2 separate regions of the Homo sapiens genome follow, and region 1 is linked to region 2. A link is an interaction called in ENCODE POLR2A ChIA-PET data of the cell type or tissue named here. Cell type or tissue: K562. All regions are shown on one strand. Links, peaks and the distances in the headings refer to the core of each region. The heading gives the core; the rest is flanking DNA.

Region 1 (5,593 bases), core at 286-5,285, 370 kb before region 2:
ATAAAGCTGTATAGCTGGGTCTCCTAACCTTTCACCTCCTTATCACCCAGAGGGTGGGACTTCCCCAGCATGGCTGGCCTCGGACACCTGGTCACCGTCTTGCTGTCCTTGCAGGTTGAAGGTCGAGGAGCTGGAAGGCGAGCGGAGTCGGCTGGAGGAGGAAAAGAGGATGCTGGAGGCACAGCTGGAGCGGCGAGCTCTGCAGGTGAGGGCGGGGCAGCCTCTGGGTGAGGCACTGCCTGGGCCTCTCATTTCTTTGGGCGTCGTGAACGACCGTGGTTCCTGCTGCCACAGAACACCCGTTTTCTGGCTCGTCTGTCTGAACTCTCCTCCCTCCCATGTGCACCCCCTTGCCTGGCAGGGAGGCCATGCCGCTGACAGGCCTGCACTGGCTGCCTCTGGAGTCCTCTGCGGCCCGCACCACCCACACGCCTGGTGTCGGTGGAGTGGGCTCTGGGCAGATTTGCACTATGCCCACCCGGGATCTGCTGTGGCGAGGCTGGACTGCTGTTTGTGTTCTTTTAATTGTACTTTCTCTTTGGTTTTCATCCTCCTGAGTTGCTGCATGGCAGGAAGCCCTCAGGTTCGAGGTTACCGGGTTTTTGGACAGGCCATTGATTTTATCTTGGCACCTGTTAGAGGCAGATCAAATCTATTTTTTATGACCAGTTTCTGACGATGGGAGGAGTGACATCTGTGGTGATGGGCGGCTCCGAGCCGCGCTGGCCTGTCCTCAGCCTAGGACCTGTCATCTTGTTTTAACTGGGCCGTGGTGTACAGGGAGCGGTCACGGGGCTGCTGCCCGCCCACCAGAGGCTCTGCGTCAGAGCTGCTGAACGTCTTTCTGGGTGTTGGGCTGAGCAGAGCCTGAACCCTGCTCCTTGGTGCCCACGTTGCTTGCTGACTGGGGGCCAGGCATCCCTGCAGGCACCACTTACGGCTTCCCTGCTCCAGCTTCCAGCCCTTTCCCCAAGGTGTCCTCAGTGGCCGGCCCTTGGAGCTTGTTGAGGCTTGAATGAGGTGAGGGGTGTGGGTGAGTGCGGTGCCAGCACTGGTGAACACCTGATGGGGCCTGGCCACCATCCCTGTTCTGCGCAGACGGCGTGTGCTCGGGAGCTCACTAGCGGAGCACTCCTCTGTGGGAGATGCCAAGGGCTGTCAGGTACCGTGGGGTTGGCATGAGGAGTGGCTGGCAGTGTCACCTGTGACCCTCTCCTGAGCTCTGCCAGGGCCTTGGAGGGGTGGGGGCTCTGCCCCTAGGCATGTCCTGAAGCTGCTCAGAGCTGAGGCGTGGTGCTGCAGTGTGGCCAGTGTGGCCATTTGGGGAGAGGACAGGGCTGGGCCTGGTGGTCCTGGGGAAGCAGATGTTTATGCCGTGATATGGTGACCTCGAGCCTAGCCCAGGATTCAGGAGCTGTTCCTCCCTGGGTCAGGGCAACAGGGACAACTGTGCCCGGATGGCGTGGGAGAAGCAAGTGCAGAGCAGTGAAGCGGGGAGGCCACTGGGGTTCGGCCTGTGGAGTGTTGGAAACTTCCAGACAGCCCTCCAGCTGCCACCACTTCTGACACCCCCTGCGATTACACCCTTAGTGGGGGGACGTCCAGGGTGGCCCTGGGGAAGGTGAGGCCTCACAGGCCCTGTGGTGGCTCAGGCTGCCCCTGGCTCTGGATGCCCAGGGCTGTGCCATTGAAGGAAATACTGTAAATAGGGGTCCATTTCCAAGATAAAGTGCCTTGAACCGGCTTAGGTCACCAAACTACAGAAGAAACAGGATATACTAGGCCCCTGCTTGGATCACCAATGCCTGCTTGTCGGCCTCCCGCTCCCCCCTGCCACCCCACCCCCCCACCCACCTTACTTGCCCTCATCCAAACCAAAGAAGTTTAGTCTAAGATGGAAGTTATACTACTCTGCAAAATAGTTCGTTTCATCTGTTCTTATCAGCCTGCCCAGCTACTTAGGTCACAAGTCAAATAACTGAAGAGCCCCTGAGCTGACGAGGATTGCAGTGCATTGTGGGCTGCAACAAAATGCAACAGGACAACCCTAAAAACACACCTATAGCCCCTGCCCAACAACCAGTAGGCAACATCCAGGAAGACTGTGACCCCAGAGTACTCAGCCTGTGAGGAACCGGGGGAGGGGCCTGCGCACTAGGGGATAAATGGCTTGTTGTCACCGTGCTGGGTGTGCCTGCCCACCAGACACCTAATCTTGCAAGACCATTGAAAATCTCTCTTTTGGCTGGGCATGGTGGCTCACGCCTGTAATCCCAGTACTTTGGGAGGCTGAGGCGGGTGGATTGCCTGAGGTCAGGAGCTCAAGGCCAGCCTGGCCAACATGGTGAAACCCTGCCTCTACTAAAAATACAAAAATTCGCTGGGCATGGTGGTGGGCACCTGTAGTCTCAGCTACTCAGGAGGCTGAGGCAGGAGAATCGCTTGAACCCAGGAGGCAGAGATTGCAGTGAGCCGAGATCACGCCACTGCACTCCAGCCTGGGTGACAGAGCGAGGCCCCAGGAGCCGGCTGCCGCCCCTGCACCCACTATGCGATGCCCTCTCCTCTCCCTGCTCCCGCTCCCTCTGGAGAAGCCTTCAAGTTGGGCCGCTTCAAGGAAGATTGATTAAAATCAGCTGCAGTCTGACTTAATTGGGAACATATGCTTGGAGAGGGGCTTGACTAGTTAGAACTTTTTGTAATTAGTTCACAGCTGGTTGGCGAGGAAAGAGAATTTCAGTTACCCCTTAGAGCTGGGCGCGAGTGCCGCTGCCCTCCCGCGGTGCTGAGGCCAGGAGACCAGGCCTGGGAGGTCTTCGTGCTGCCTTCCTGGGAGGGCCGTCACTGGGCCCTGCTGTGGCACTGGCCTTTCTGGGTCTCCCTAAGAGCCCAGAGCTGTCCACACACTCATTAGGGCCGACTGGGTGCACCCTTGTGTCGCTGAAGGGGCTGGAAGTGGGTGGGCGGGGCTCCTGGACTGCAAGCCCTCCCATCCCGTGGTGGGGGTGGGAGAGCTCGGGGCACCCACGGACGGTGGCTGGCCGGGCTTCTGGCGCCCCCTCTCTAGATGGGGAAAGTGAGGCCCACAGGGAGCCTGCGTGTGAAGGAGGAAGGAGCTCAGACTCTCCATGTTAGGAGGCAGAATGAGTCTTGAACGTGTTGCAGTGTTCTGAAGTGAAGACAGAAATCGGGCGGACCCCGTGGAACTCCAGATCTGGCGGCAGAGGGACCCCCATGGCTATTGGTGCAGCCGCAGGAGTCAGGTCAGGTGGGCGGCACAGTCCCTGACCCCACCTGCAGCCACGGCCTCCTGCCCCACCCCTGTCCCCACCTCCTGAGTGTGCCCTGTGCTCTTCCCCAGGCCTAGAACTGAGGAGCTGGGGCCCCAGCGCTTTGTTCTCTTCTGGCTCCCGGCTGCCCTCTGATGCGCCACCTCATAGCTGGGACACTGGGCCTTGTCAGCTTGGACCCCACAGCCTGGGGTGGGCCACAGCTCTGTCTCCCACTGGCTGCAGCCTGGCCTTAGTGTGCTCCCAAGGATGTGGAGGGCACGGGCCTTTCCCGCAGGCTGTCTTTGGAGATCTCCGGTGATGGCTCCTGGGGGGCCCTGCACATACCTGGTGAACCAGGCCTGCATGGTGGCCATTCCTGTTGTCTGTCATAATACCGTCGTCCTTACCTCCAAGACACTTGGACGTTTTCCACGTCTGTGGTTCTGATGGGCCACATGCGGGGATGGAGGGCACCGAGCTGGGGCAGGACCCACAGTGAGGCTGGTCGGGGCTCACAGGCTACGGGGCAGGACACACAGTGAGGCTAGTCGGGGCTCACAGGCCGCCCTGGGTAGAGAGGGGCACGTCCAGTGGAGGCCGCACTGGGCAGGACACTGACCTTCTGGCTGGGCGGGCGCATCCCCACCTGACAGTCCCACCCAGGAGCCTCCAGCTTGTGTGTGTGAAGTGTGCAGCCTGGGCCGGCACCTGTGCCCCGTGGGGCCCCCGTGTCACCCAGCAGTGATGGGAGCAGCATTCAGACTCAACCCTGTTGGGTTTTTTCAGCATTTGATGATGAACATTTAAAGATACGTTGTGAAGTTGAGGGAAGTTTGCAGCGAGCGCCTGGTCACCCGCCACCAAGGCTCCACCACGGATGTTCCGCCGCGGGGCTTCCTGACATCTCTTTATCCCTCGCCCAGCCGCCGCGCCACTTTATTCTTCTGACGCGCTTTAAGTAAATTGCAGACATCTGCACGCTTCCTCTAAATGCCTCAGTGTGCGTGTAATTAAGTAGAATTCATCTTTGGGTTCTGAAGCCCGTGCTCCAGCCGTTCCTCGATGTGGCCTCATCATGGTGCTTGTTTGGGCAGGTTGGTGGTCAGGGCTGGTGGAGCCCCCCAGTGCGGCTCCCTCCCCGCCCCACCTGCCTGCTCCTCCCTGGCGGGGGCCTGGGTGGGGTTTGTGGCCGGGGCCAACCTCAATGTCCCAAGTGCTGTTCAGGAAAGAGACCAGACAAGAGCCCTGTGACGTTTAAATAAGTGCATCTGTTTTGGGAAGGAGTGGGTAGAAGATTGCCGGGTTCCCTGTGAGCAGAAGCTGGAAGCACACGGAGACCGTTCTGCTCCCGTCTGCACCAGCAGGCAGGTGGTGCGGTACCTCACATCCCTGGTCCGTGTCCCTGGGACCAGGGTGGGGCGGGCCCGTCACCTCTCCTCAGACCTCCTCACCCCCTCCCTGAGATGCCATCCCTGTGGCCCCCAGATCCCTGGAATTCTGAAGCCACCAACGCTGCAGCTGCCCTGGGAGAGGGCCGCGTTCCCTCCTGGAGCCACAGCTGCCCCCTTTGTGCTGGCGTCCATGCCCAGGTGTGGTGGGCTGGGGTCGTGTCCCTGTACCGGGGCCTCCCGGCGGGTGCTCTGAGCCAACCTCCTCAGGTCTGGCCTCTCCCGCTCGCTGGACTCTTAGTAACGCATGTGGCTCATCAGTGGGACCTTCATTCTGTGTTCGGCTCTTTCTCCTGAACCTTCTACCATGTTGGACAGAGTGTGGCCTCTGGACCGGGACGATGGGCCTGGTGTTACCTGGTGGCCTCGGGAAGTGCTCCTCTCTGTGCCCTGAGGGCCTCCTTTGTGAGGCAAGGGGGTTGGACTTTTCCTGGGAGGCAGGATCACGGGAGGGCAGCTCTGCAGGGCCCATGGGACTCCATGCTCACCAGCCCAGCCCTCCCCTCCCATGCGTGAGCCACCTTCACGCACCTCTGTGCCAGGCGCTGCTCTAAGCCAGGGCACAGCGGGGGCCAAGGAGCCACAGCCCGGATGTTCTGGGCCCCTGTTCTGTGGGAGTCATACAGCGAGCTGATGGTTCAGACGGATGAGGTGCTTCCCGTCCGTGAAAGGAAGCAGGTCATTGGCACGGGGCCCCAGGGACCCACGTTAGGTCCTGGCGGGACCAAGGGCTCCTGGTTTCCTCCCGTGGCTCGTGGAAGGACAGGAGAAGCGCCCACTCCGGACCGGGCCGCCGGGGAGGCTGAGTCGGCCGCAGTCCTCGGAGCAGCATCGTGTTTTCTATGATGGTGCTCGTTTTCTTTCCATGAGATC
Region 2 (5,593 bases), core at 376-5,375:
AGGAACCACTGCCCAGAGCACACGGCCCTCTTCCTGCTCCGGGTGGAGCACTCAAACAGGCTGGAGAGGCCGCCCACCCGGAGGCAGCTCCCAAGCGAGGGACCCAGCTATAAACACACGAGAGCCGTCCACCCAGGCCGTGGTGGATCCAGTGAGATGTGGCTCCGGAACTTACCCAGAGAGAGAGAACTCTGCAAACAGTGCTCCCCAGTCGTCGGTTCTAGAGGCAAACGAGGTGTGGCCTCCCAAGGCAGGGGTGCAGGAGGCTGTGTCAGCCTGGACTTCTCCCCTCGGGGGATTTGCTTGTAGCCCAGGAGACTCAAGGGGAACCTTAACCTCAGGGAATTCAAAAGGCCCTGTTGTGTGCATCGCCCGAGAGCTGGTGGCCGGGAAGGGCTTCCTAGCAGGTCTGGCTTGTGTGGTGGTGAGATCCGCAGTGGCGCTCCGGCGCCCTGGGTCAGGACGGAGGTCGGGGCTGCTCTGCTCACGGCCAGAGCCATGCAGACGCCGTGGAGCTGGGGCCACTCTGGGAGAGGTTGGGGTCCCAGTGCCTCGGCTGAATTTCCAGGTTTTTGCTCTGTGGGTGTTTAGGAAGTCGTGCCTGGTGGCACCCACAGTGGTCCTGAGAGGGCACTGCCTGTGTCCTCGTGTTGGGGTTCACCATTAGGTGGTGTCGGTAGGAGCCACCTGAGAATAGGGTGGGGACGGGAGAGAGTCCCTTAAAGCACCAGCGGATGATGGCTGCATTTGACAAGAGAGAGCGGAGACTCCATTAGCCATTAACTCCCCAGGGAGCTCATCCACGTGGCGGGGGCGTGCAGGGCGGGATGACGGGTGCAGGAGGCGCGATGGCCATCAGCTGATACAGCGAGGCCAGCAGCAGGAGAGCAGCAGGAGAACAGCCCAGCCCGGATCATCCAAGCTTTGCCGGGGGCCTGGCGGGCACAGACCCAGCCTGGGTACTGTGGGGGTGCATGGATGCTCCTTGCCTTGTCCCTGAACACAAGAGGCCACCGTCCGGCTGGGACCAAAAGCCAGAGAACAGTAAACCCAAAACACGGCAGTTCAGAATGGGAGACGTCCCAGGCCCCAGGTGAGAAACACCGAGCTGGCTACAGATGCCCAGGACTGGGAAGGCTTCCTGGAGGAGGAGGCTTGAATGGGGCCTAGAACCAGCCACGGGACACCTCAGAGGTCCTTCCAGGGGTTGGACAGAATCCGAGGCAGAAGAGAAAAGCAAATCCGATCAAATCACTGGGCTTCCTCCCTCAGGGCTGTGTGCTGGGGTTACCCCAACACTGAATCTCTGCATTTACTGAGTGAGTGTCTCTTCCAGGAAGGGGTGGGCACGGCCCTCTTGCCCACTGGTGGGTCCCAGCATCCAGCAGCTGGGGATGCTCCGTAAATATCTGTGGACCGAATGAATTTGGACAATGAGTGGACCAGTGCCAATGAGGTGGGGGCTCTGTAGTTGAAGAGTGTGGCCCTGCCAGGCGTGGTGACTCACGCCTGTAATCCCAGCACTTTGGGAGGCCGAGGCTGGCAGATCACTTGAGGTCAGGAGTTCGAGACCAGCCTGACCAACATGGAGAAACCCCATCTCTACTAAAAATATTTAAAAAATTAGCCGGGCGTGGTGGCACATGCCTGTAATCCCAGCTACTTGGGAGGCTGAAGCAGGACAATCGTTTGAACCAAGGAGGTGGAGGTTGAGGTGAGCCGAGATGGCACCATTGCACTCCAGCTGGGCAACAAGAGCGAAACTCTGACTCAAAAAAAAAAAAAGGAAAGAAAATTAGCTGGGCATGGTGGTCTGCACCTGTAGTCCCAGCTCCTCAGGAGGCTGAGGCAGGAGAATCGCTTGAACCCGGGAGGTGGAGGTTGCAGTGAGCTGAGATCGTGCCATTGCACTCCAGCCTGGGCAACAAGAGTGAAACTCAGTCTCAAAAAAAAAAAAAAAAAAAACCCAAAAGGATTAATTTGTTGTTGTTGTTTTAAGATGGCGGCTCACTCTGTCTCCCAGGCTGAAGTGCAATGGCGAGATCTCGGCTCGCTGCAGCCTCCACCTCCCAGGTTCAAGAGATCCTCCTGCCTCAGCCTCCTGAGTAGCTGGGGTGACAGGTGCCTGCCACCATGTCCAGCTAATTTTTTTTGTTTTGTTTTTAGTAGAGACAGGGTTTCACCATGTTGGTCAGGCTGGTCTCAAACTCTTGACCTCAGGTGATCCACCCTCCTTGGCCTCCCAAAGTGCTGGGATGACGGGCGTGAACCACCGTGCCCAGCCCCCACCCAAAAGGATTGAAAGCAGGATCTGAGAGGCAGGTGCTCACCCACGTTCCCACAGACGTTATTCACAGGAGCTGAGAGATGGGAGCTGCCCACGTGCCCACCGACAGGCAAGTGAATGAGCACAGTGTGCTCCATCCACACCACGGGAATCCACACCACGGGAATCCACACCACGGGAATCCACACCATGGGATACTGCTCAGCCAAACAGAGTGAAGGGAGTCAGACACCTGCCTCAGCATGGATGGACCTCGACGGCATCGGGTTTTGTGAAATAAGCCAGTCATGAAAGGACCAATACTGTCTGATTCCACACCCACGGGGTCCCTACAGCAATCGAATCTGCAGAGACAGAAAACAGAACGGTGGGTGCCGGGGGTCACAGGGGGGATGGAGAGTGAGGGTTTCATGGGGGCAGAGTTTCAGTTTGGGGAGATGAAAGAGCTCTGGAGACAGGTGCTGAGGGTTGCACAGCAATGTAAATGTGTTGAGTGCCACTGACCTCTGCAGTGGGACGTGGTCATGATGCTGATTTTCTGTGATGTGCATTTTACTGCGATCAAAAATTAAAGGCTGGGCGCAGTGGCTCTTGCCTGTAATCCCAGCACTTTGGGAGACCAAGACGGGCAGACCATGAGGTAAGGAGATCGAGACCATCCTGGCTAACACGGTGAAACCCTGTCTCTACTAAAAATACAAAAAATTACCCAGGCGTGGTGGTGCGCGCCTGTAGTCCCAGCTACTCGGAAGGCTGAGGCAGGAGAATCGCTTGAACCGGGGAGGCGGAGGTTGCAGTGAGCTGAGATCGCACCACTGCACTCCAGCCTGGGTGACAGAGCAAGACTTTGTCAAAAAAAAAAAAAGAAAGAAAAAGAAAAATTAAAATAGGATGGGCGTGGTGGCCTATAATCCCAGCACTTTGAGAGGCCGAGGCGGGTGGATCACTCGAGGTCAGGAGTTTGAGACCAGCCTGACCAATATGGCAAAACCCTGTCTCCACTAAAAATACAAAAATTAGCCAGGCGTGGTGGTGTACGCCTGTAATCCCTGCTACTTGGGAGGGTGAGGCAGAAGAATCGCTTGAACCCGGGAGGTGGAGGTTGCAGTGAGGTGAGATCGCATCAGTGCACCACACCCTGGGCGACAGAATGAGACTCTGTCTTTAAAAAAAAAAAAAGAAGATAAAAAGTGTTCGGCTCATGGACCAGGAGAGACAGTCAGGAAGATGGACAATGGGTTGGGCACAGGGTCCACAGGCTTCCCTCAGGAACAAAGGCAAGAGCAGGGAGACCACGGGAGGAGCTGAGGCTGCATGTGTAGGTGAATGCAGTGACCAGGTGGGCACAGAGGGGCCAGAGGGACCGGAGAGGCAGGGACAGAGCTGGTCCCAGCCACACAGTGGTGAGTCCTCAGGTCCCACAGCCCCTCCACGAACACACCACATATGCACAGGTTTCCATGCTCACAGCCGCACACACTTACACATATGTGCTGGTAACACACGTGTACAGCTCACCCCCACCAAAGTCAAGCTGGCACTTGATGTACAATCTCACATGGGCGACATTCTGGAGACAAGGCAGGGAGCGGGTCAGGGCTTCAGCGGGCAGAGGGCTGACGGCAAAAGACGGTGAGGGGATTGGGGGAGGACGTCGTTGGTTTGGGGTCTTTGTTTGTTTGTTTTTGTTTTGCATCAGAGTCTCGCTCTGTCGCCCAGGCTGGAGTGCGGTGGTGCAATCTTGGCTCACTGCAACCTCCGCCTCCCAGGTTCAAGCGATTCTCCTGACTCAGCCTCCCGAGTAGCTGGGATTACAGGTGCCCGCCACTATGCCCAGCTAATTTTTGTATTTTAGTAGAGATGAGGTTTCACTGTGTTAGCCAGGCTGGTCTCAGTCATGGTTATGGCTGTAAGATGGTCTGCATTTGTCAAAACTCACAGAACAAAACACGAAAGGAGTGCATTTTACTGTATGCAAAGTAAAACTTTTTTTTTTTTTTAAGAGACACAGTCTGTCTGGCTCTGTCACCCAGGCTGGGGTGCAGCGGTGCAATCATAGCTCGCTGCAGCCTCAACCTCCTGGGCCCAAGCGATTCTCATGCCTCAGCCTCCCTAGTAGCTGGGACCACAGGAGCATGACACCACACCAGGCTAATTTTTAAATTTTTTGTAGAGACAGGGTCTTGCAATGTTGCCCAGGCTGGTATTGATCTCCTAGGCTCAAGCAATTTGTCTACCTTGGCCTCCCCAAGTGTTGAGATTCCAAGTGTGAGCCACCACATGCAGTGCTTATATCGTCATTTTTTAAGTTAAAAATAGAAGAAAATAAAACACCATCCCAGCCAGGAGCCCCCAGACCTGGCCCTGGGGGAGGCGGGGTCCCTGGGCCACCTCCCATCCTAACGCCCTGTCCTTTGGAGCTATGTCCCAGGAGAAGAGCGTGAGCCTGCCACACATGTGCTGGACAGAGTGCCCATGCACTGCCCTGACACCAGAGAGACCCTCAGAAAGCCCCAGAGAGAGCCGCAGGGCTGTGAGCAGCTCAGAACACGGCGCTTTCGCGGAGCAGCCGGGAGGCTCCTTGCCCAGGACAGGGAGTCAGGAACCTGGCTGCCCGGTCTCGTTTCCCTTTTCTCTAGGGCTACCAGGAAGGTCAGAGCTGAGGCTGAGGCCCAATAACAGCAACTGCAGAGGACCCGGCACCGGCACACACAGGCCCTGCGCTTCTGTTATGGCCTTGACAGTCTATTCCAGCTTCTGTCTCCCCGGGCCCGATTCTGAACAGTCATGTCCTTGTCTGATTTATAATCCTCTACCTGCGTGCGCCTGGCCCGTCTCCCCAGAGGACTGCGGGCTGGGCCTGTGTCCTGGCTACCTCTGCAGAGCCAGCACGGGGTCAGGCTCAGCAGGTGCCTGTGACGTCAATTACAGATGCCAACACCTTCCAAAGACAAAGTGCTTTGTCATTAGCTGACTGGATGGGGAGAGAGGGACCCAGATAAGAGAAAGACAGAGAGAGAGAGAGAGAAAAGGAGACAGAGACAGAGACAGATGCACAGCAGACAGACCAAAGGAGACAGAAAGAAATAGGTAGACAGACAAACGGAGAAACCAACAGAGACAGACCGTGAGAGAAAGAGACAGAGAGACACACACAGACAGGCACGCTGGCAGAGAAAGAGACAGACCAAGAGAGATAGAAACCAGAGAGACAGAGACAGACAGAGAGACAGAGACAGGCAGGCCATGGGAGACAGAAGGAGACAGGCAGACAGACAGATGGAGAAAGAGAGAGAGACAGACACA

The links. ChIA-PET counts read pairs that join two places held together with the same protein. Peaks named below come from ENCODE experiments on the same cell type or tissue, not always from the same donor. Only the 100,000 strongest peaks of a DNase experiment are listed, where the experiment ranks them.
Region 1: POLR2A ChIA-PET joins it to region 2 with 5 read pairs; 2 of 35 experiments call an interaction of 5 or more read pairs at or near these places.

The regions. Positions count from the first base shown.
Region 1 is chr7:1,952,241-1,957,833 of GRCh38, reverse strand. It overlaps MAD1L1 (mitotic arrest deficient 1 like 1), which reads left to right. Exons shown (of 19, transcript NM_001013836.2): 16 at 115-205. Among named protein-coding and RNA genes, the nearest start is that of MIR4655, 110 kb to the right of the region's middle. RefSeq lists enhancers at 1-9, 2,292-3,016. In K562, for the core only: no CTCF peak of the experiment used is centred there; a DNase peak (open chromatin) is centred at 2,996.
Region 2 is chr7:1,580,200-1,585,792 of GRCh38, reverse strand. It overlaps PSMG3-AS1 (PSMG3 antisense RNA 1), which reads right to left. Exons shown (of 5, transcript NR_027329.1): 4 at 2,524-2,631; 5 at 1-1,409. Among named protein-coding and RNA genes, the nearest start is that of PSMG3-AS1, 13 kb to the right of the region's middle. In K562, for the core only: no CTCF peak of the experiment used is centred there; DNase peaks (open chromatin) are centred at 788 and 5,226; H3K27me3 peaks cover 4,145 bases.